Linked DNA regions of Homo sapiens: region 1 is linked to region 2. Evidence: read pairs that join two places in POLR2A ChIA-PET (ENCODE). Cell type or tissue: Panc1. All regions are shown on one strand. Links, peaks and the distances in the headings refer to the core of each region. The heading gives the core; the rest is flanking DNA.

What was found. ChIA-PET counts read pairs that join two places held together with the same protein. Peaks named below come from ENCODE experiments on the same cell type or tissue, not always from the same donor. Only the 100,000 strongest peaks of a DNase experiment are listed, where the experiment ranks them.
Region 1: POLR2A ChIA-PET joins it to region 2 with 10 read pairs; 4 of 35 experiments call an interaction of 5 or more read pairs at or near these places.

What each region holds. Positions count from the first base shown.
Region 1 is chr1:205,002,795-205,019,654 of GRCh38, forward strand. It overlaps NFASC (neurofascin), which reads left to right. Exons shown (of 30, transcript NM_001005388.3): 28 at 6,763-6,894; 29 at 10,003-10,072; 30 at 13,514-16,860. The coding sequence ends at 13,745. Among named protein-coding and RNA genes, the nearest start is that of CNTN2, 32 kb to the right of the region's middle. RefSeq lists enhancers at 9,608-10,161, 11,269-11,820, 15,191-15,988, 15,989-16,784. In Panc1, for the core only: no CTCF peak of the experiment used is centred there; no DNase peak of the experiment used is centred there.
Region 2 is chr1:205,083,881-205,088,568 of GRCh38, forward strand. It overlaps TMEM81 (transmembrane protein 81), which reads right to left and starts at 580. Exons shown (of 1, transcript NM_203376.2): 1 at 1-580. The coding sequence starts at 440. It overlaps RBBP5 (RB binding protein 5, histone lysine methyltransferase complex subunit), which reads right to left. Exons shown (of 14, transcript NM_005057.4): 14 at 2,262-4,688. In Panc1, for the core only: no CTCF peak of the experiment used is centred there; no DNase peak of the experiment used is centred there.

The DNA.
Region 1 (16,860 bases), core at 6,807-9,306, 74 kb before region 2:
TCATTCTCATCCTCAGCTTCCTGCTTGCCTCTCTCCTCGGAAAGAAGACTCATCCCCCACCCCATTTCCCACCTTGCATGGCGTGTCTCAGCTCTTATTATGTATCAGCTGAAGGCTCCCAGGAAGCCTAGAGGAGCCCAGTGTGCATGCGTAGTGGAGAGGAAACAGTGATTGTGGCCCCGTGCGGGTCAGAAGGAAACAAAGGATGTTTAATGACAACAGAGAACACTTAGCCCCCTGCTCTGCCTGGTGTGTGTGCACATTTGGTCACTGTCTGTGGGTCTGGGGGCTGCAGGAGAGTAGTGCAGCCTGGCCTGTGCGCACAGGGGCTGGCTCCCTTCATGCAGGATCAGGGGATAGGGCCAGCGCAGGGCCTTGATCTAGAAATCGCTCCAGGAGATCAGTGCATTTGTTACTCCCTTGCCACCATCATCTATTGTTAAAAATTTCAAAGTGAGTGACACAACTTGTTTGGGGCTTTGTTTTTGTCCCAAATTTGTCTTGGCCTAAAAGTAGGTGATTTTTTGTCATGCAGGGAGAGGGGAAGAAGCTCTCCAGAACCGGAAAGGTTCTGGCTCTATAGCGGCTTTAGCTGTGGATGAAGAAACATCTTCCTTGTGCCAAATGAACAGGCCAACTGGGGCTCAGCAAAGGGTACAAGGTTCAGCAATCTCTGTGCTAGTAGGGGTAGCTGGCAGTCTGGATACTTACAGGGCACTCCCTGGTCTGAGTGAGTGTAGCTTTAAACTCAGCCGAGCAGGCTGCCAAGTGGCCGGTATGCTAAGCCCTGGGGCTAAGGGTAAGGGTGGGGAAAGAGATTAAGAGAGAAAAGGATCAGTACCTTGCCCCCAGGGGATATCCTAATCAGATGCAGGTCATTAGATACACAGCATAGCGGAGGGGAAAAAACACACAGTGATTTACATGAACTTCTGAATGTTGACTTAAATATTCATTACTCCTCCTGCACCTGGCCTGGCGAGGCTGATCCTGGTAGCTTGCATCTTGGGAGTCCCTGCCCATCTGTGTAAACGTCTCACCCCACCCCTTCTATCCTAGTCCTTCCTGGTCCAGCATCCTGTCTTCCTCCGTGTCTCCGCCTGTCCTGCACATTTGCATGCCATCAAGGCTCAGAGGGTCTGAGAGTCGGGCTCCCTGATTGAGGCTAGCCAGGCCGACTCAGGCAGGATGTCTGAGTGGCCAGCCTGTCCTGTAACAAGGGGAGCAAGGCCAGGCAACTGGACAGTGGACTGAGCAGAGCAAGTGGCTGGACTCTGTCTAGCTCAGATGAGGTCCCAAGCTGTTGCTCACTGGTATGTGCATTTGATTTTGCTTCATTACATATTTGAGTCCAGCACAGCAGCAAAAAGCAAAGATGATATTTGAAAATAGAGTTCCATCCTAGGGAAGACTGCCAAAACCAGGGCAGCCTGCTTTCAGAGTTTGACTTCTCCAGGTGCTAAGCCCTAGGGCTGTGGGTGAGGGTTCAGGCCCTGCCCTCAGGGATGTCCTAATCTGATTTGGGATATTAAGCACACGACAGAATAATGATTGATACTGGGTATGCTTCTGAACCTAAATACTCATTTCTCTTTTCTTGCACTTGGTGGAAAGGCTCATCTTGATAGCTTGCTTTCCAGTGATGAAGCACTCAGCCCTGGCAAGTCTTCCCAGACTCCTCCCAGCGAGAGCTGGAGTGGGCAGGTTGATGAGCCCAGCTCTGAGTACATATTGTCCACTTCTCTCACAGGCTGGCTGGAAATTACTGTCTGCAAACCACATAGGGAAAGGAAGTATTTTCACTTTCTGAAGTCTGTGGGTGTGTGTCGATATCCTTCAAAAATACACATTCTCTTTCCTGTGGATGGACTCCAGAGCCAAGTCCATGCAATCCACAGATCTCTGTGTTTCATTAAAGCAAGAACTCGTGAGCATCTCTGGGCCCTGACCACTGGTCACTTAGACAACCACAGGCAGTCACTTTAGTCTGCAGACTTGAGTGCGCTATAGCAGTTCAGGAAGGAAATTGAAGGAAACCACTGGGAAGGCTGACAGCCTCTCTGACCCTCACCAGAAAAATCCCAATGGGAAGTTAATCACCTCCTTGAAGTGTCTGAAGCCAAAGAGACCTGAGGGGCTACAAACACATAACCCTGGACTCCAAGAGGCCCATCAGCCCTTCTGTGCTGGGGGCGGGATGGGGTAAGGCAGGAGGATGGTGGAAGCTTAGAGTGGGCCAGCAGTCAGATAGCAGCCTGCCTCGGACCTCAGGAGAGCAGGGAGCAGGGCCTCAGGGGCCCTGAATGCAGTCAGCTTCTGCTGTGTTTGGGAGAAGCATCTCTTTGGTGGGCCAGGATGGGGCAAGGGGTGGAGAGGTGTCAAATGGTGCTTAAGTGAGAACAGCCAAGCCAAACTGTATTTGGGGAAAATCCATCCCCGTTATATTTGTTAATCTATCCCTATTTCTAGAACATAATTCTTCTGCAGACTTTGAGTGACTGGCCTTTCTTCCCTGGCCAAACCCAATTCCTCCCAGTTAGAATTAGGAGTCATGAGAGCTGTCTGCTTTGCAGGTGTATTGCCCGCTTCTGAGTGGGTGTTGCCGGGAGAGGTGTGGAAGGCACACAAAACACGTCTTCTAGTCCAGTGTAAGAGGCGTGGGGGCCGGACGAGAGGATGCTGTTCTGGCTCCCGTCAGTTACAGCTGAGAGTGGCAAGTGTAAACGCACCCTGGTCTTTGCACACAGATATTACTGGATCCGTTAGGAATCTTGAAACAAGTTTAACAGACCGATTGAGTATGGTGTTGACAGTCAAATATAATTGCTCTGGGGCCTTGCTAAAATGCCTTCCTCTCAGAGTCCAGGTCATGGAGTCCCATTATAAGTGTGATCATTATGTCCTAAATTTCTTTTGGTCCTTGAGAAACTAAATCACTTTGATGGGATGTGGTTGAGCCCACCTTACCCCAGATCCCACTTGGTTTTGAACAGCCTTCTGTGTCCAAACTTCACAGGAAATTCTTTCACCTTTTCGGTAAGGACGGAAGGTAACATTTGAACTTCACCTGGTACGTCAGGAATGAAAAGCCACATTTGCTTCCTAATTGCCCATGTGGCCCCTTTCCCCTGGAATGATGACTTTCTTTCCCAAGAGGAAGGAAGTCTTGTGGAGACAGCTGTCAGGGTGCATCAGAACAAGCACCAGGAAGATGGTGGTGCAACTAGGCCATTGACTAGGTCGTTGCAGACGCACAAACCAACCTCCTTGCAAAAGGTGGGTAGAACTATCCAAACACATGTTGAAGTAATTCCTTCATCCCAGTGCCCAGTTCTAGCACACGGGCAAGCCAGTATCCATATGACCCCTAGCTGATATCAGGGGAAAAACCTAAATCAGTATGCCAGGTTAACTGTATTATAGTAAGATTAAATTCACCCATTAATCAATAAGTAGTCACTGACTACTTGTTATGTGACCAGCATTGTGCCAAGTACTACGAGGCTAAAAGAGATCCCCCGTTCTCAAGACTTTAATAGTATAATTGGAAACCAGGACCCAGGAAATAGAACAATTAAATGTTCCACTGCATGGCGCAGCTGGGGGTGAAATCGGAGTTTGGAGATGGTGTGAGTTGGAGCAAGGGGAGATTCAGGGAGGAGGGGTAGAGTGTGCAAAGGTGGCAGTGAGCTAGGAGGGCGACAGCCTGGGCTTTCTTGGGCAGGAGGGGCAGGATGCACGGAAAGGAGACTGGAGCTCCCAGAAGGCCAGGCTCAGAAGCTGAGCCCACACAGTGGAGAGTAATGAAAGGTGGCACCATTGGAAGCCTCCTAGGAAGGTGGTAACGGGATGTCTCATTGTATCCACAGGAAGTGGCAGGCAGGCACAGGTGAGGGGACCCCTGGAATAGAATGGAACAGTGAGAGGAATATGGGAAGTGTTTTGGAAGAAGTGGCAGCTCTTAGAGATGGGCACAGTGGTGTGGCCTGTGGCAGCAGCAGGAGAGCTGGGAGAATCAAGGCAGGGGGCAGGAAGATGCAGGTTGAATTTCAAGCGCATGCATCCAAGGAGAGCTGTAGGAGGAGGCTCTGGGCTTACGGTTGTGGAGGTGGCTGGAGGGATGATGGGGATGAATAAAGGGTCACTGGTGCTGATGAGAGTTAAGGAGGTGGAGGTCAGCTTGGGAGAGGCCCACTCAGTGGTAACAGCTGAAGCGCTAAGAATAGAGGGGCTTGAAGTCAGCTTGCTGGGGGTACAGAAGAGTTGTCGGGAGCTGGAGGGGGTGGAAGAGCATAGAGCGTACCAATTAAGAGGGCAGCATGTGAGCTGGAGCTGAAAAGTGTGGCAAGTTCCTCAAGGGTTTTTTTTTTTAAGACACAGGAACACTTAGGACTTTGAGACCAGCCTCCACAACATAGCAAGACCCTGTCTTTACTAAAATTAAAAAAACAATTAGCTAGGCATGGTGACATGCACTCGTAGTCCCAGCTACTTGAGAGGCTGAGATAGGAGGATCACTTAAGCCCAGGAGATTGAGGTTGCAGTGAGCTATGATAACACCACTGCACTCCAACCTGGGCAATAGAGAGAGACTCTGTCTCAGAAAGAGAAGAGAAGAGGAGGGAAGGGGAAGGGAGAGTAGGGGAGGGGAGTGGGATGGGAGGAGAAGGGGAGAGGATTGGGGGGAAGAGAAAAAAGAAAGGGAGGGAGGGAAGGAAGGAAGGAAGGATTAAATAGATAATGATAGATCTATATATATTAAATGGTTATAAATGCTATGAAATAAGAGATAGCAGCTGGGTGGGAGTTGGGGAGAGGGGCTTTGTTTAAGCTGGGAAGGTTCAGGAAGACCTCTCTAGGAGGTGCCAGTTGCCAAGGCAGCCATTAGAAGAAAAAGCAGCAGATGCAAAGGCCCTGCAGTAGGAATGAGAGCGGCCAGCATGGCTGGAGCATAAAGCATGAGGACAGGGTGGTGGGAGGTAGGACTAGAGAGATGGCCAGGGCCTGCTCTGATGGAGCCCGACAGGTCAGGATAAGGAATGGAGAGTTTTCTTCAATAACAATAAGAAGCTTTGGAGGGTTAAAGCAAGGAAGTGATTCAGTCCTACGTGGGGGGTTGGAAAGATCACTCTGACACTGTGGCGGGGGCCTGCTGGGAGCAGGAGTGGAAGCAGGGATGGGACTTTTCTCTGCAGCCTACCTAGATCATGGTACTCACAAGCCTTGTTCTCGCAGGCCTCACCTGCTTTTCAGCCCGGGGCGCCCTGGGCAACCAGAGTGCAGAGGACACGTGTTCATCAGTCTTCACCCCGTACTGGCAACTTTCTTGGTGCAATGCCCTTGACTGGGCACTGGGAAGGCTGTAAAATCAGTCTTCACCCCGTACTGGGAACTTTCTTGGTGCAATGCCCTTGACTGGGCACTGGGAAGGCTGTAAAAACAGTTTCTGCCCCCAAGAGGAGCAAAGGGTGGGCTTGCACCCAGATAACTGCCCCACAAATGGCATGTGCTGAAGACCTGGGGGCGCAGGTGCTGTGGCCCTCATGCTTTTCCCCGTGCTCCTGGAAGGAGGCTCAGTGCCTTGGCGCCAGCTCCATGGTTCTTGGGGCTCCTGCTGTTGTGTGCCTCTCCCCAGGTGTCTCTGGGCTGGCTGGTTCCAGGGTTACTCTGGGTGTATTCAGTTCCTTTGATCCTTCCCTTCTGTCACAGTCTCACGTTCTGTGACAGGCTGCATTTCAGGAGGGGTCGCTTTTGTTCTCCAGCCGGTAGAAAGGAGAAGGGTGAGTTGGTACTGACCACACCCCCCCTCCCAAACCCAAACCCAGCCATTGGGTCATCAAGGACACCCTCAGGTGACTCCTTAGCACCTGTACTTCAGGCCGTCCTGCAGGCCTTTTAAATCACAAAGGGATCTGCCCACTTTGAAACAGGTCTGCACATACGCTGGGCATGGACAGAGAGGGACTCACTGTCACAGGGGTTGGAGGGGGAACATCGGCTTGTCACAGACCACCGGGGGGGTCACCCTGTGTGGAGTAGCCTGGAAGTGGCATGGAGTGAGCAGAAGGCACAGCCCCAGCCCCACATCGCTGCTGGCCTGGCTAGGGGTACCCACACCAGGATTGCCTTTGCTGTCAGGAAGCGCAGGATCCACTAGAGAGATGTGAAAAGATGACAGGGCATCCTGGGCCTCCACTTGGTCCAGTCCCCACCCTCAGGAAGCCTGGATGGCTTCAGAGCCATGCTGGTGGGCAGGGATGCTGCCGTGTGCCTGTGCAGGCCTGCGAAGGTGTTCTCATAGCAGGTTTTTGCAACGTGGCCACGGCCTGCACTCCCTGATGGGTAGCTTGCCGGCTCCCATTTCTCCACCCTGGACTCATCCATGGGGAATCATACTTCCATGGCCAATCCGTGGCCATCCCTCAGTCCCCATTAGGCTGTGACCAGCCCTCTGGTTTCCAAGAATGCCGTGCTTCATCCCTATGACACTTTCCCCTTCCTAAAGGACCTGTTCAACCTTCTGCTTATTTGCTCCTTGTACCCCTTTCCTTTGCCTCTTTTCTGATCTTTTGACCTTGGCTCTTTAATTATTTTCTTTTTGTCCTTTAGCAGGGTAGTTTGGGCCAGGGGGCTGCTAGGTGGTAGTGTTAGGCTCCAGGAGAAACATCCACATGAGATAGCTGAAGTTCTTCCCTCCATCTCCCTCCTCACCATCTCCCCCATGAAATCATTCACGGGTTTGCTTCCGGCCCTCCCCGCCAGCTTACACCAACAACCAAGCGGACATCGCCACCCAGGGCTGGTTCATTGGGCTTATGTGCGCCATCGCCCTCCTGGTGCTGATCCTGCTCATCGTCTGTTTCATCAAGAGGAGTCGCGGCGGCAAGTACCCAGGTGAGATGTGCAAGAGGCGTGGGCTTGCAGGGTGGGGCACGTCCACTTTCCCGTGAGTCTCCAGGTCTCCAGCCAGATCCGGGGAATGTGTTCTCTCAGTGAAGCCAGCCCTTGCCCGGATTGGAAATACAATCCTCTTGCCTGTGCATCTTCAGACTGCCAGCGAGCACTTGAGTTAATTAAGTTCGCCTGAGTTGGGCGGATGGCACAGTCCAGGCGGCCTCAGAGAGGGGATGGAAGGAACCCTGGCTCCTATTAAGAATGACCTTTCCTCCCCTTGACTCACCACCCATCTGTTCTATAAATTGGCTTTTTTTCAGCCTGAATCTCATTAGGATCCTGTGTCCCAGGGAAGGAGAAAGGAAGAGAGGCATTTTCCCTAACCGTGTCCCAGAGAATGGGGAGAGGAGGGGCCTGGGCAGAAGCAGCACCCACATGAGAGAGTTCCAGAGGTGGGCGCTCAGCAGGACAACAGTGTAACTGCCAATACCACTAGCAAGGGTCAGAAGCGAGGAGCAGGGAGAGGCTGAAGATGGGTGGCACTGGTAGGGACCCCCATGGCCCTAAAGCACTTTGGGCTTCCCTAAAATCCCAAGGATACCTCAAGATCCTTCAGCCCCTAGCCAGGCACAATGACTCACACCTGTAATCCCAGCACTTCGGGAGGCCAAGGTGAGCAGGTCACTTAAGGTCAGGAGTTTGAGGCCAGCCCAACCAACATGACGAAACTCCGTCTCTACTAAATATACAAAAATTAGCTGGGTGTGGTGGCAGGTGTCGGAGGTCCCAGCTATTCAACAGGCTGAGGTGGGAGGATTACCTGAGCCTGGAGAGGTCAAGGCTGCCATGAGGCGTGATTGTGCCACTGCACTCCAGCCTGGGTGACAGAGACCCTGTCTCAAATAAATAAAATTTTTTAAAAGATCCTCCAGGCCGGGCGCAGTGGCTCACACCTGTAATCCCAGCACTTTGCGAGGCTGAGGCAGGCAGATCACTTGAGGTCAGGAGTTCGAGACCAGCCTGGCCAACATGGTGAAACCCAATCTCTACCAAAAATACAAAAAATTAGCTGGGTGTTTTGGCACGTGCCTATAATCCCAGCTACTCAGGAGGCTGAGGCAGGAGAATCACTTGAACCTGGGAGGCAGAGGTTGCAGTGAGCCGAAATCGTGCCACTGCACTCCAGCCTGGGCGGCAGAGCAAGACTCCGTCTCAAAAAAGGAAAAAAAAAAAAAAAGATCCTGCAGCCCAGACATAACCAAGGTCAAGGATAAGGACCTCTGGCATTCTTGTTTCTGGAAATATTGACTGTTTTTTACACAGGAGCAAGAGAGCCATCTGTCTGTGATGGGGTGGGTAGGGACAGGAGACAGGATAATGGATGACCCTGAAAGCAAAGATCTGGCTGGACCACAGAATGCAATTTCTCCCTGCTCCAGAAAGCCCCATCACCAAACACAACCCATGCTCCCCAAATGCTTCCTTCTCCCCATCTCTTAGAACAGGTCCTCCCCCAGGACCCCCCCCAAAACTCAACACAAAGGAAATAGAAGGGAGAGGAGACTGGATTCTTTTTCATTCCCCATGCCCAAGTACCCACAGACTAGGACTCTGAAGAGCTGTGCCTTAAGTGAGGGAGGGCAGGAAATGATTGTCCCTTACTGGTGAGCGATGTTTTCTTTCACTCTGTTCTGCTGTGCTGGGCCTGTCTGGTTCTGTAACAGAGAAAGCCTGAGTTAGGGAAAAGGCTGCCTCCTCCGTCTGACAGTCAGACTTGGGTGGACTGAGTTCACGCCCATTCCAGGTGGAAGTGGAATACTGGAAGAACCCAGCAGATCAACTCTGAGCTGCCCTTTGCCCTTTCAGAAAGTATCTCATTCCAAACAGTTCTTCGAAACTAACCTCTTGCCCTCCAGCTACAGAGTAAGCCCCTGGTCCCTTAAAAAGATGAGTGAACCAGGAGCTACAAGGCCTGGTTGCTAGCCTTCCCTCCAGTCTTCATTCAGTCACTAATTAGTTACGTGACATGCTCTTCAACTCTCAACGGTTCGGTTTCCCTCATCTAAAATGGGGATGATTATCTACCTTGTGTCTCAAAAAGGACACATAGGCCGGGCGCGGTGGCTCACGCCTGTAATCCCAGCACTTTGGGAGGCTGAATGGGTGGATCACCTGAGGTCGGGAGTTCAAGACCAGCCTGGCCAACATGGTAAAACCTCGTCTCTACTAAAAATACAAAAATGAGCCAGGCGCGGTGGCAGGCGCCTATAATCCCAGCTATTTGGGAGGCTGGGGCATGAGAATCGCTTGAACCCGGGAGGCAGAGGTTGCAGTGAGCCAAGATAGCACCACTGCAAAAAAACAAACAAAAAAAGATACATAAAGAGGTTTTCATGTAAGTGCCCGCTGTGCATCCGCCTCTGTGCTGTGCACTAGCGATACTGGAGGAAAAATGATCTCTCCTCAAGGGCACCGTAGCTGACACCGAAAGAATGAGCACAGAACAAGGCAGAGCCTCGGCTGAATGCTCACACATCACAGAGGAAGTGGAGGAAAGGGGGCACGCCAACAAGGGGGTCACAGAGAAGAGACACTTTCCATCCCATAGGTGTGTACGGCGTGTCTTCTCTGCTCAGGGCACTCTGCTAGGAACTGTGAAGAAGCACACAGACCCCCACCCTTGAGGAAAGAACTAGCCTTCTGTGATAGGCATGAAAAAACGTCCACAAATAGTTACACCACAGAGCAGAGTAAGAAAGGTGCAAACAGTGGAGTGTTTGCCTTTGGCAAAGGAAATGATCACATCTGTTTGGTCTTTTGGGGAGACTTCATGGAGATGTGGTGGGGGGAGCTTGGTAGGAGGAGATTTCAGTTGTCAGTAGAGATGTAAAGAGACCCCTGGGGCTGAGAAGGAGGAGGCAGAGTCAACTTGGCAACTGATTGAGTACAGGAAGCAAAAACAAGGGAGGCGTGGATGGTGCCTTGTTAAAAAAGAGTGTCAGTGAGCCCAGGGCGGTGCCTTCTGGCCCTGCATTCAGTGGAGCCCTAGAGAGCAGGGGCATGTACTTAATCGTCGTGTCTGTGTCTTTGCTTCTCCTTTTGACCAAGTACGAGAAAAGAAGGATGTTCCCCTTGGCCCTGAAGACCCCAAGGAAGAGGATGGCTCATTTGACTATAGGTGCGTGATCTCCCTCCTCCTCTCTCAGGCAGGCTGTCCTCCCTGTCCCTGAGGCACCACCCTCCCCTCAGAGTAGCTCCGCTTGGCTGAGAGGCCATGAGTAGCTGTCCTTGCCCATTGGGCTGTGACTCTGCCTCTCTGGTGGCGCTGTGGTGGAGAGTGCATGCTGCTGAGTTTACTCAGAGGCTTCTCATCCTGAGAGTGCCAGACGAGGCTGCTCCCCCAGGAGTCACTGCCCGACACATGCGTGCATTAGTTTGACGAACAGCATTTCATTCATTCAACTGCACAACTCAAATGTATCAAGCTTGCTATGTATGTCTTTCCACCTTTTCACTCTGAACATGAGCCCCAGGACCCTCTTGCCGTGAGATGAGCTCAGCTCTCATGCTGATTCTCTGCCCACACTCCATTCCTAACCCTGAAGATAATGACCCTGGGAGGCTGTGATGTCTTAAAGCCTCAAGGAATGAAGGTGGGGTGATTCCAGGTCGTTTCTCCTTGAACTTGGCGATATCTTTGGGCTCTAGACTGGAATGGGCCTTGGAAAGGCTTCTGGTCCAGTGCCCTATGCCCCAGATGAGAGGACTGAGGCCCAGACCAGGAAGCGAATTGTCTAAGACTCTTCCAAGGTCCCCACCCAGTGAGTTAGTGGCAAAGCTGGAAAGGCCAGGTCCCGCATTTCCAGCTGGTGCTGCTATTCTATACTTCTATACCCATGCTCCTGTCCTACCTGGATGCATCTTTGTATGTGGGCTTAACAACATTGTTGTGGGTCCATGGAGATGGCGAGTATGTTCTGAGCTGAAGGATGATGCAGAGTGGGCTGTGGAGTGTCATTCCCAGACCAAGTGCTATGGGAGGGAATGTCTGATCAGAGCCCTCCCTCCTCATGCCACCCAGTTACTGCCTGGGCCCAGGTCCCCTTGTCCTCTGCTACAGTCTCCTTTTCCTGTCCTGGGCCTCTGCCACTCTGCCCATCAGCCTGGCAAGCACAATCAGATCAATGTGTGGTGGAGCCACTGCCCACACAGGAGCCTGTCTGCAGGCTTATGGGCCATGACTGTCCACCTAGTCCCGACATTCCCAGAAGCATCCTGAAAGGGCAGGCACAAGAGCCCCCTTCCCATCTTCCCTGGCAGGGCTTCCCTGACACAGCTTCCCTGTGGGCTGAGACTTCCCTGGCTTTTTGTTCCAAAAGCCACAGGGCTTCTCCTCCCCCAGACTCTTGGTGCAGCCAGAGAGGAGGAGCTTGGACCTCCTCCAATACAAGGCTGGGCAGCCTGTACTGCGAGGAGTTGCTTCCTTATGCACCTCTCCTGCCCCAGACACCAAAGCTGTCAGGCAAAAACCCCTGCCTCCTCCCCGCAGACACTGACCCTGGGTCTACACGCACAGGAGCATGCCTGGGCCTGCACCCCTACACGCACACACCCCTCTGCTTTGGCTCTGGAAGGTCCGCAGCATCCATCCTAGAGCCCTCCCTTGGATGAGTCTAAGAGCCCTAACCTGGGAAAAGGCTGAAATTAATACATCAGAGAAAGAACTAAGTTTCTAGAGAGGATAGGCCTAGGGGCGAGGAGTGCTGTTCTCTCACTCCAGTCTGTGGCTAAGTGGCCGACCACCTTTCCCATGGGGCACCCTCTGTTTTTCTCCCCTATATCCATCCACCTAGACCTTGAAGATGTCTCAGAAGTGAGGCTGACAGGTGGCCAGACCAGGGCCACCCCTAGTCATTCTAGTTTCTTTCAAGCTTCCCTTAGGAGAGGTCTGTTCGGTCTGTTCTTTTCAGACCTAGATCCCCCGTCCCCTCAACAGCCTGGCATGCTACAGATCTCTTCCCCCGCCCCTTCCACTGGCTGGGCTGTTGCTGCCCAGTGGCTGCACTTAGCTTAGCTGCCTGGAAACAGAGGAGGAATTCCCACAAATCCCATAGCACAGTCCTCATGCCCCTGCACATGGGATAGAGGGCCCTGGAAAGGAGTGCATGCGAATAAGACCTGCAAGTGGGGTGAGGAGCCTGGCGATTTCCCTCCTCCAGTTGGCAAACAGTGACTTCCGCTTCCTGCACAAACTCAGCACAGCCCCAGAGAGCTGCCTCCCTCACACCATCTCCCAACCCACGGCTGTCCCACGAATACAGTTAGGCTGTATTCGTGGGGCAGCACTGTGGGGAGTGGGCTAATAGCTTTCAATCTTCTAACACAGCCCCGGCTCTGGCTCGCTGCCCTCACCTGACAGCTGTCTTTGCCCGACACTGCTATTAGAAGTGAGAACGCACTGCCCACTATAATGGCAACTCAGCTGGTTGTCTTCCCCACGTCCAGGAAGGACTGGGGGTGGGTGGGGAGCTGGGGGCAAGGCAGTGTGTGGTGTGTGTCTGCTCAGACCGCCTGGCACCGCTATGGTCCCACCACTGAGACCCAGACTCCCACTGCTCAGACCCAGACTCCCACTGCTCATCCTGAGCTGCCTCCTGCCCAGGAACTGGGCTAACCTCTGAAGTGCAGCCAGCACCACCTGGTCCCCACTCTGAGCCTTTCCAGCCAAGGGAAGGGACATGGTGCCTGAACAGACGCTGGCTCAGAGAGCAGCCCCGCGCCTCCTCAGGAGCACAGCAGACATCCCAACTGGGTGGCTGTTCCCAGCGGCCCGTGCAGCTTTACTCGGCAGCCTCCCAGCTCTCCCTGCACAAGGGGAGCTTAGGGTCAGGGCCTATGGGCCTCAGAAGGGGCTGGGCATGATCCTCTGAGCCTTGCTGTCTTCTCACGTTTGCTGGCATCACCTGCTTACCTGTGTGCCCCCCCACCACCACCACTCTTGCGCACCTGTGCTTGCTAGGCCCAAAGCAATAACATCTTTTTATAGATCAACCAGATAGCTCAGCGAAAGACACCAAGACAGACAAGCAGAGAGGTGAGGGAGAGGTTTGTTCCTTTAAAAGCCTTGCTTGTTGTCAAGGCGAGAGTGTTTCCCTACAGAGTCACAGGTCTTGGGAGATCAAAGCTGGGCCAGCCCCTCTTGATGGACAGACTGAGGCCCAGGTCACAAAACCACACAGTGACACACTCGGGACTAGAACCATTCCATGTGGTCTCACAAGCAGTGGCTCTGCCTCACCATGGGGTGGCCATCCTCTGTCCACTTCCACCACACACAGGGACCCAATCTCATGGAAAAGACCCAGAACAGGAGCCCAAAAGCATGGGCTCCACTCCCTGCCCTGCCCTGACCTGCAACCTCACCTTAGAGAAGGTGCTTGTCCTCTCTAGGCCTCCATTTCCCTTCTGCAAAGCAGGCTGGACAGGGGAGGGTGAAGCGGGGGCTGGACTGGGCGGTCTCCTGGATCCCATCCTCTCTGAGCTGTGTAGGGCATGTGCTGGCAGGAGGCCAGCTGCCCCATCTCACCCCACCTGAGATTCTCTGTCTCTCTTTGGCCAGTGATGAGGACAACAAGCCCCTGCAGGGCAGTCAGACATCTCTGGACGGCACCATCAAGCAGCAGGAGAGTGACGACAGCCTGGTGGACTATGGCGAGGGTGGCGAGGGTCAGTTCAATGAAGACGGCTCCTTCATCGGCCAGTACACGGTCAAAAAGGACAAGGAGGAAACAGAGGGCAACGAAAGCTCAGAGGCCACGTCACCTGTCAATGCTATCTACTCTCTGGCCTAACGGAGCCCACCCAGGCACAGCCACCACTTTGCAAGTGGGAGGAGGGGAGAAGGGGAGACAAAACCACTGCAGACCTACCACGAAGCCACCACCACCTTCAGTAACAAGGGTACGATATGGGGGTCTGCCAAGCTGTGAGGACCAGTAGCCACCAAGCCACCCACAAGCCCCCTCCCAATGACCCCCCTTCAGCCCCGGGTGCCACCAGTGTGGGAGAGCTGGAGCCGTGGCTGAGCTCAGCTGGAGGGAGCCTGGCCCCTTGCCCGGTCTCGCAGCCACCCCGAGCGTTCCACCACACTGTCCGCCCTTGGCCTCGGCACACGCTCACCTTTTCTGTTGGTTACGGGACTTCTCATTGTCTTAATTTCGCTTTGTGCATCTTCCCCTCCAGACCCAATGTCTCTGTTTTCTTTTCCTTTTGAAAAAGAGTCCCTGGAAAAGAAAGAATAAGTGGATTCTCCCCCAGGAGAATCCTTTTTGCAAAGATAGGCAAAAAGGATTGAATCCATACCAGAACACGTAGACAGGCTGTAATATTCAAACCACCTCTGGGCCAATGCATTTCCAAAGGATGCCTTTCTCGCCATATGCCTCCCCTGGCCCCCAGCCCCTCTGCCTCGGCCTTGTCAGTTGCTGAGCTGGGCTTGGCTCCTTTCTGGAAAATGACAGTATTTTTGGCAGGGAGAAGGTGCGCAGGCCTCCTTGCTGCTCTCTGGTTTGGTTGGGAGGTGTGTTTACCTCTTGCTCCTCATTCCTCCCCTGCCCTTTTCTCTGGAATATCTAAGATGTGAGCTGCATTGACTCTGAAGACGTTTGAGGAACAGGAGTGGGCACTGATAGAAAGGACTTCAACGCCAGTGACTGTGTACCTCCAGCAGAAGAAAATCAGGTGTCTGGTCTTGGGGGCACTGTGCTCACTTCTAGAGAGAAGAAAAAGGCTGGGTTTGGACTTCATGCCTCCTCACTGGTGAAACCCAGGATGTAGATAGAGGGCCACACCCACCCTGTCCAGAGTAGAGGGCACCTGTCCACGTGGCCAGGGCCCATGCTGCCACCCTCGAGGAGATGGAACCCTGTGATGCAAAAGCTTTGCTGGTGTGTTTGGGGCATAAGGCACTGCTCCCCTTCCATCTCTAGCAGATATCATCTTCTCAGCCAATTCTGTAGGACACTGAGGCTCTTGTTTGACATGGTGTGTGGATGGGGACTTGCCCCAAGACTGAGCAGGTCTGCCCTTTCATTGGGGTGTATACATATCAGGGGACCCTGAGGTGGCACCGTACTCAGTGTTGTGATGCCCCCACCTAGGGAGGACTCAATGCTCTTTGTATGCCTTATGCAGCGCTGATCTGTCCCTGGAGTTCCCAGGTTCCCAGCTCCCCCCCTGCAAGCCTTGAAGCCTCCAGCAACGTCTATCTCCAGGAGAGCAGGGCAGCCTATGCAAGTGTTCCGGCAGGACCAGAAGTGGCCACTCAACACACGTCCTCACCAGTCACCCCAAATGGAGACACTCGCAGACCTGCAGTTCTCAGACCGAAGGTGCTGCCTTCATCCTCCCCACCTAATGCATTTTTGAAACCAAAGGTACCTAGCCTCAGAGACAGAGAAGGAGAGGGGGAGATCTTGAGTCTAAGAGGAACCCTTTAGCTGTTTCTGCAGCTGAGGTCAGTTTCAGGAGGGTGAAGCTGATCCCCAGGAATGGATCAGCTGCCATGGGCACAGCCTCCGATTTGAGCCTCTCCGGCTGCCAGCCAGGGGGCCTGGGCCAGACCAGGGCTCTGTCCTTCCGTGACTTTATTAAAGCAACATTTGCCACATGTTTAAGCCGCAAAGGTATTAGCAATGCTTGCATCATTAATAATCATTCAGTTGAAGGTCAAGCCCATAGACACACACTCTCTGCTGGTAAGAAACCATAGCCCAGAACTGAGCCAATAAGGTTGTTTGAACCTGAGAGTGTGTAATGGTCATTTGGGCCAAGCCTCAGCTAGGGCTGCTGCCTGGACGCCTGAGGGGCAGCTTATCACAGTGCAAGGGGACAGGGTAAACAGCAGGGGGTGGGGTGTGAGCTTGGAGGGCCCCTCCCCTGGATTTCCTCCAACACCTGCTTGGATACTAGGCCCACTGTCCCTGAAGGGAATGTCAGGGAAGTGTGCCTGTGAGCTGAATTAAAGGACTGGCCTTTCCAGAAAACGCTTTGGATCTGAGCAGAGTAGTCAGTTTCTCAGACACTCATTCCATACTGCACCGTACATGCCAGCGTACCCATTGCACCGAAAGCAGGCCCTTAGGGCAGGAAGGGACGATGAGCAAGTCTGCCACACCACCTGGTGACTGGGAAGGGCTGCTTCTCTCGTAAGGGTCTTGGGGAGAAGTAAGCCCGCAGCCTGCCTCTGCACCTCGTTCCAGTGTCCTGCCAGGCTCTGTACTGTCCTTTGTGTATGAAGAAAATGCTGTTAGCCCTCTCTCAGGCTGCTGTTCTGTGGGTGCTGAGAGCTGCCCCCCATCACCACGCCATCACACCCCTCTGAGCAGAAGCAAATCTGAGGCTGAAGAATTAAGTTTTCCCCAAGCAAGGAAGGCAGGTGGTCAGAGAGATCAAACGCTGAGGCGTGGGGATTGCAGGATTCAGGAGGCAGCCCCTTTGGGGAAGAGGAGGGTGCATTTTCCATGGAGCCCATGTCAGAGTCCACTCCAGCTCAGCAGGAAAGTGGAATTGCCCAGTACTGCCTGCCAGCTGGGTCTCCCAAGCAACTACCCCAAGACATACCAACAGTGAAGCCAGGACAGCACCATGCCATCGGCGCTCCAGTCTGTCTGGCTGGGAGGAAAGTGCTGGGCATCTTACAGTAACTCTAGAAGTTCCTTTGACTAGGCTGCAATCCCACCTATATGCTCAGCCCTAAGAGCTGTGGTTTCCTGTGCTCTCATTTGTCCATTCATTCATTCATTCATTCATTCAGCAAATAATCTGAAATCCAGTCTGAACTAAGGCCTGAGCTGTGGATACCATGGCGCGTGAGTTAGATGTGGTCCCTGCCCTCATGGGGCTGACAGTCCTAAAATCAAGTGCTAGGACACAGTGGCCATTGAGCTGGGAGCATTCTTCCCTCTA
Region 2 (4,688 bases), core at 34-2,533:
AACTTCACAAAGTGGGAGTTGGCTTGAAAGGGTTTGAAGACCTCATCGTCAGTGGAGATGACACCTCGAGCAAGTCTCCAGGTGAACCGGAAAGCTTCCTGTCCAAACTCCAAGATGTCTGAACTCAGACAGCTAAGCTCAAATTCCTTGCCAATGAGAATGGTGAAATGGAGCATCCCACAGATCCAGTTGGTCAGACATTCTAAGCGCCGAGTCTGACATTTCCTTCTCACTCCATCAGGGCCCACCTCACAGACGGTCTCCTCCTTATAGCCAAGGCCACAGGTGACAGTACAGGTTGTGGCATTGATGATAACTTTCCCCACAGCTTCTTGCAGCTTCTCAGGGATGGCCAGTGTTTTAGGTGTAGTCACCACCAAAGGCAGGTAGAAGGCCAACCCCAGGCTCCCAAGGACAAAACTAGTGGCTAAAACCTTCATGTCTCGGTAGGCGTTTTGCCACCCTCAGCCAGCACCCACAAGGTATTCCAGCTGAATCCTCTATAAATCATAACTTGATTCCTTTGACATGAGATATCCTTCAAAGTCAAAAGATATGATGCATGTATTGTCAATAAAACAACACAACTTAATAAATAAAAGTCCAGTCCTTATAAACAGGTGAGGCCACAAGGCAGGAAAAAAATCACAATGGTGTTGCTTTACTAACTATCGTTGTTAATAAAATAACCACCTTACCTACTAGTCTTCACGCTTTTTTTTTTTTTTTTTTTTTTTGAGGCAGGGCCTCACTGTCAACCCAGGCTGGAGTGCAGTAACATGATCACAGCTCACTGCAGCCTCAACCTCCTAGGCTCAAGTGATCCTGCCACCTCAGCCTCCTAGGTAGCTGGGACTACAGGTGCAGGCTATCACACCTGGCTAATTTTTCTATTTTTTGTAGATACGGGGTTTCACCATGTTGTCGAGGCTTGTCTCCAACTCCTGGGTTCAAGCAATTCACCCACCTCAGCCCCCCAAAGTGCTGGGATTACAGGCATGAGCCACCGCGCTGGCCGTTTTCGTGTTCTCTTAATGACTTTAAATCCACCTCTTGGGAAGACAAAGAAGAAAAGACTTCAGAAACTGAAGTAAATTTCCAGATTACCTCAAATGCATAGTGAAGTTACACTCTTCCTCACCCTTCCCCTTCCCCTCTATAAACTAGGATCTAAATTAAGGGTTTCAAAAGCCCCAGTTAAATGTCACCAAATAAAACAAATACTAAAGTCTAAAAAAAGGAAGATTAACTTGAATTATTTTAATGTTCCTAAACTTCCTATAAAAAGGATTAAGAACTCTGGACTAGGAGGCAAGTAACTTACCCTTCCTGAATTTCTGTTTCCTCCTTTGTAACTTAAGACCTCCTTGCCTATCTGAGGAAGGTCACTTAGAGCACTGAATGATATACTGTATGTGAGAACACTTTGTAAAGTGTGAAACACTGTTCAATGTGTAAGGAATTTTAAATAGAAATGGAAATTCATAAAGACAAGGGCCAAGATGACCTTTTCAAATCAGAATGTTTAAGGTTGTGTTAAAGGCAGCTCCTCTCCCCCTTTTAGGCACTCTTCCTTCCCAAGGATACTGAAGATATATTTTGAGTGAGAGGATGCATGATGCTCCCTGACTCTTGGCCTACTCCCTTTATCCTACAGAATAGAGCTCATTATTCACGTAGGTCAAGGTTGCTATGAAACAGCTATGATGTCAAAGATGGAGTTCTCAATCACATAAGATTAATAAGTAGACCCTCAAATTTGACATTAAAATCAAAGACTTACATAGACTTTGTGAAACATCTTATCTTTAGGAGACAACGAGCATTTAATAAATTTTAAAGCTGCTTCATTCAAAAAAAAAAAAAGGCTAATAAGAATTCAACCGTACTTACTTAGACTTGAAGAAAGGTCCTTGGAAGACAGGAACTTCCTAGCATGCATTTTTGTAACCTCCAGAATGCCTAGCCCTACGGCCTCTTCAGAGTAATTGCAAAACTATATTGAGTTAAATAATTGGAAGACAGATCATTCCTAGATGATCTTTTTGATCAACAACTTTTCCACTTGCATCATTTATTTACAATCTCATCTAGAGGCAGAAATCTAGACTACCTGTCCACTCCCTACCCCTTCCAGATCTATCTTTCCACACTGAAAGATCTAGTATCAACACAGGAAATCACACTTTCCTTTGTACTAAAGCAAAGTGGCCAGAGAGTTCCAGAAGTGAGCAGTGTTTACAAATAAACATCTACACCTGTTCTTTAATAAACATCCGATTTTATTTACAAAGCATTAAAGCTTCAGCAAGAAGTACCCAAGGCTAAGTCTCATCTTGTACAAAACTACAGATTTTTTTTTTTTTTTTTTTTTGAGATGGAGTCTTGCTCTGTCACCCAGGCTGGAGTGCAGTGGCGCAATCTCAGCTCACTGCAACCTCTGCCTCCTGGATTCAAGCAATTCTCCTGCCTCAGCCTCCCGAGTAGCTAGGATTACAGGTGCCCGCCACCACGCCCAGCTAATTTTTGTATTTTTAGTAGAGACGGGGTTTCACCATGTTGACCAGGCTGGTCTCAAACACCTGACCTCAGATGATCCACCAGCCTCGGCCTCCCCAAGTGCTGGGATTACAGGTGTGAGCCACCATGCCCAGCCCAGAATATTTTTAAAAACAAAATTTTGGGGGTGGCAGGGCAGGGATGACAAAAAGGAAGAAGAGAATATACATATATTGTACAAATCAAATAATTCAAATTGAAATGGATAGAAGGTTTTTTAAAAGTTGAAAAAAAAATTCCAAAAACATAAATAATTATTAGGAGCTACTGCCAGAGACAATCTGACAGGGCTGAAGATGATTTTCTCAGTAGCCAGTTTAGGAGGTGGACATAGCACAAACATCCAAATGCACAGGCAGAGGAAACCAAGCTACTTCACACGTGGAAAGATGGCAGAAACCCTCTAAGTCCCATAGTTTGCACACTGCTGCAGTGTACAGTGCAGAGGACTGGAATGGATATAATGTCTGCAAAACAAAAACATGTCTAGTGAGCCATCTACTAATCTCAACCACTGGTCTAACTCATGACAGTCTCAAAATGAATATTTAAGAAAAAAGTAGTGGCATCTAAAAATATAGACGTTTTGCAACTGACTCAGGGAGAGCTCTTTCTTCAACTACTGAATATACTGGTTTTAAATGATGGAGTGAGACAAAGAGGCTCTTGCTGACGTGCTCTACTTTGATTTCTATCCTAAAATCTAACAGGTAATCAATGTGTTTGGCTACCTATAGGAGCATCCACCAACTGATATCATTTTTTTTTTTTTTTTGAGATAGAGTCTCATTCTGTCACCTAGGCTGGAGGGCAGTGGTGCGATCTCCACTCACTGCAACCTCTGCCTCCCACGTTCAAGTGATTCTCCTGACTCAGCCTCCAGTGTAGCTGGGATTACAGGCATGTACTACCACGCCCAGCTAATTTTTGTCTTTTAATAGATACAGGCTTTCACCACGTTGGCCAGGCTGGTCTTGAACTCCTGACCTCGGGTGATCAACCCGCCTTGGCCTCCCAAAGTGCTGGGATTACAGGCGTGACCCACCACGCCCGGCTCACCAACTGATATATTTCACAGTAAGCACAGTATTTAAATTCTCCTTTTAAAATATTGAAAAAAAAAAAAAAAAAAAAAAGACGATCCAGATTAAGCACTTCCAGTCAGCTAAAAACGCCACTCAGAGAAGCTACTGAGCCCTTTTCACACCTGGTTTCCTAATGGGATTTTCAGAGAATTTCAAACACCAAATGTACACATCTATCCAATCTGTTATTTTTATAAAGAACAACAAATGTCAAAAAAAAAGCTAAGCAACCTTTCACAGAAAGGAAGTGACTGAAAACACAGTAAGAAAAAGGAGCACAGGTATAGGCAGGGAAAAATGCAATGACTGATGAGGATAGATTTCCACAGGCAGTGATACAAAAAATTCACCTTGATCTTTGATTTGAACTATGTGGTTGCTGCTTTGATTCTGGATGGTTTTACTTTACTCCTTGCATAGATTCCCCCACCCCAGTAAAAAAGTAGCTTGTTGAGAGACACCTGGGTTTGTTTCCATCTCTGGAAGCCAGCACAGGTAAAGCAATATAAACTATTGATGATTCTTTGCTGGAGATGGATAAAACTAGCTATCTTCAAAAACCATGATTGATGACAATGAACCAATATTGGAGGGAAACATGCAATGAGAGGAAAACAAGGGAAAACCCTGAATTGTTACAGCCCAGCTTCTTGAGCAAAACGTGGTATGAGAGGAAGAGAGGGCCTTCGTTGTTCCCTTTCTGAAAATTTGAAATCTTTCAAGCACTTTCTTTTCTGCCCATCCTTTGCACACAATATGGAAATATAGGAGGTATCTGGGGAGAGGAGAAGTTTAAAATGAGAGTATCCAACAAAAGCTTTCCTAGGATACCAGTAGCAAAATTTCAGATAAGAAGTCACTCAAAGACATGCATTGAGGACCGAAGGCAAATGGGAGATAGGAAATGACATGTCAAAATGACGCTGGGTACAATGAAGTTAGATGAGCAAAACATAAGTATCTTTTCTCCAGCAACATAACTAAGCATCAAAGTTTAAATGAGTCAAAATTCCTATCTGATGTCTTCACAAATCTTCATTCCTG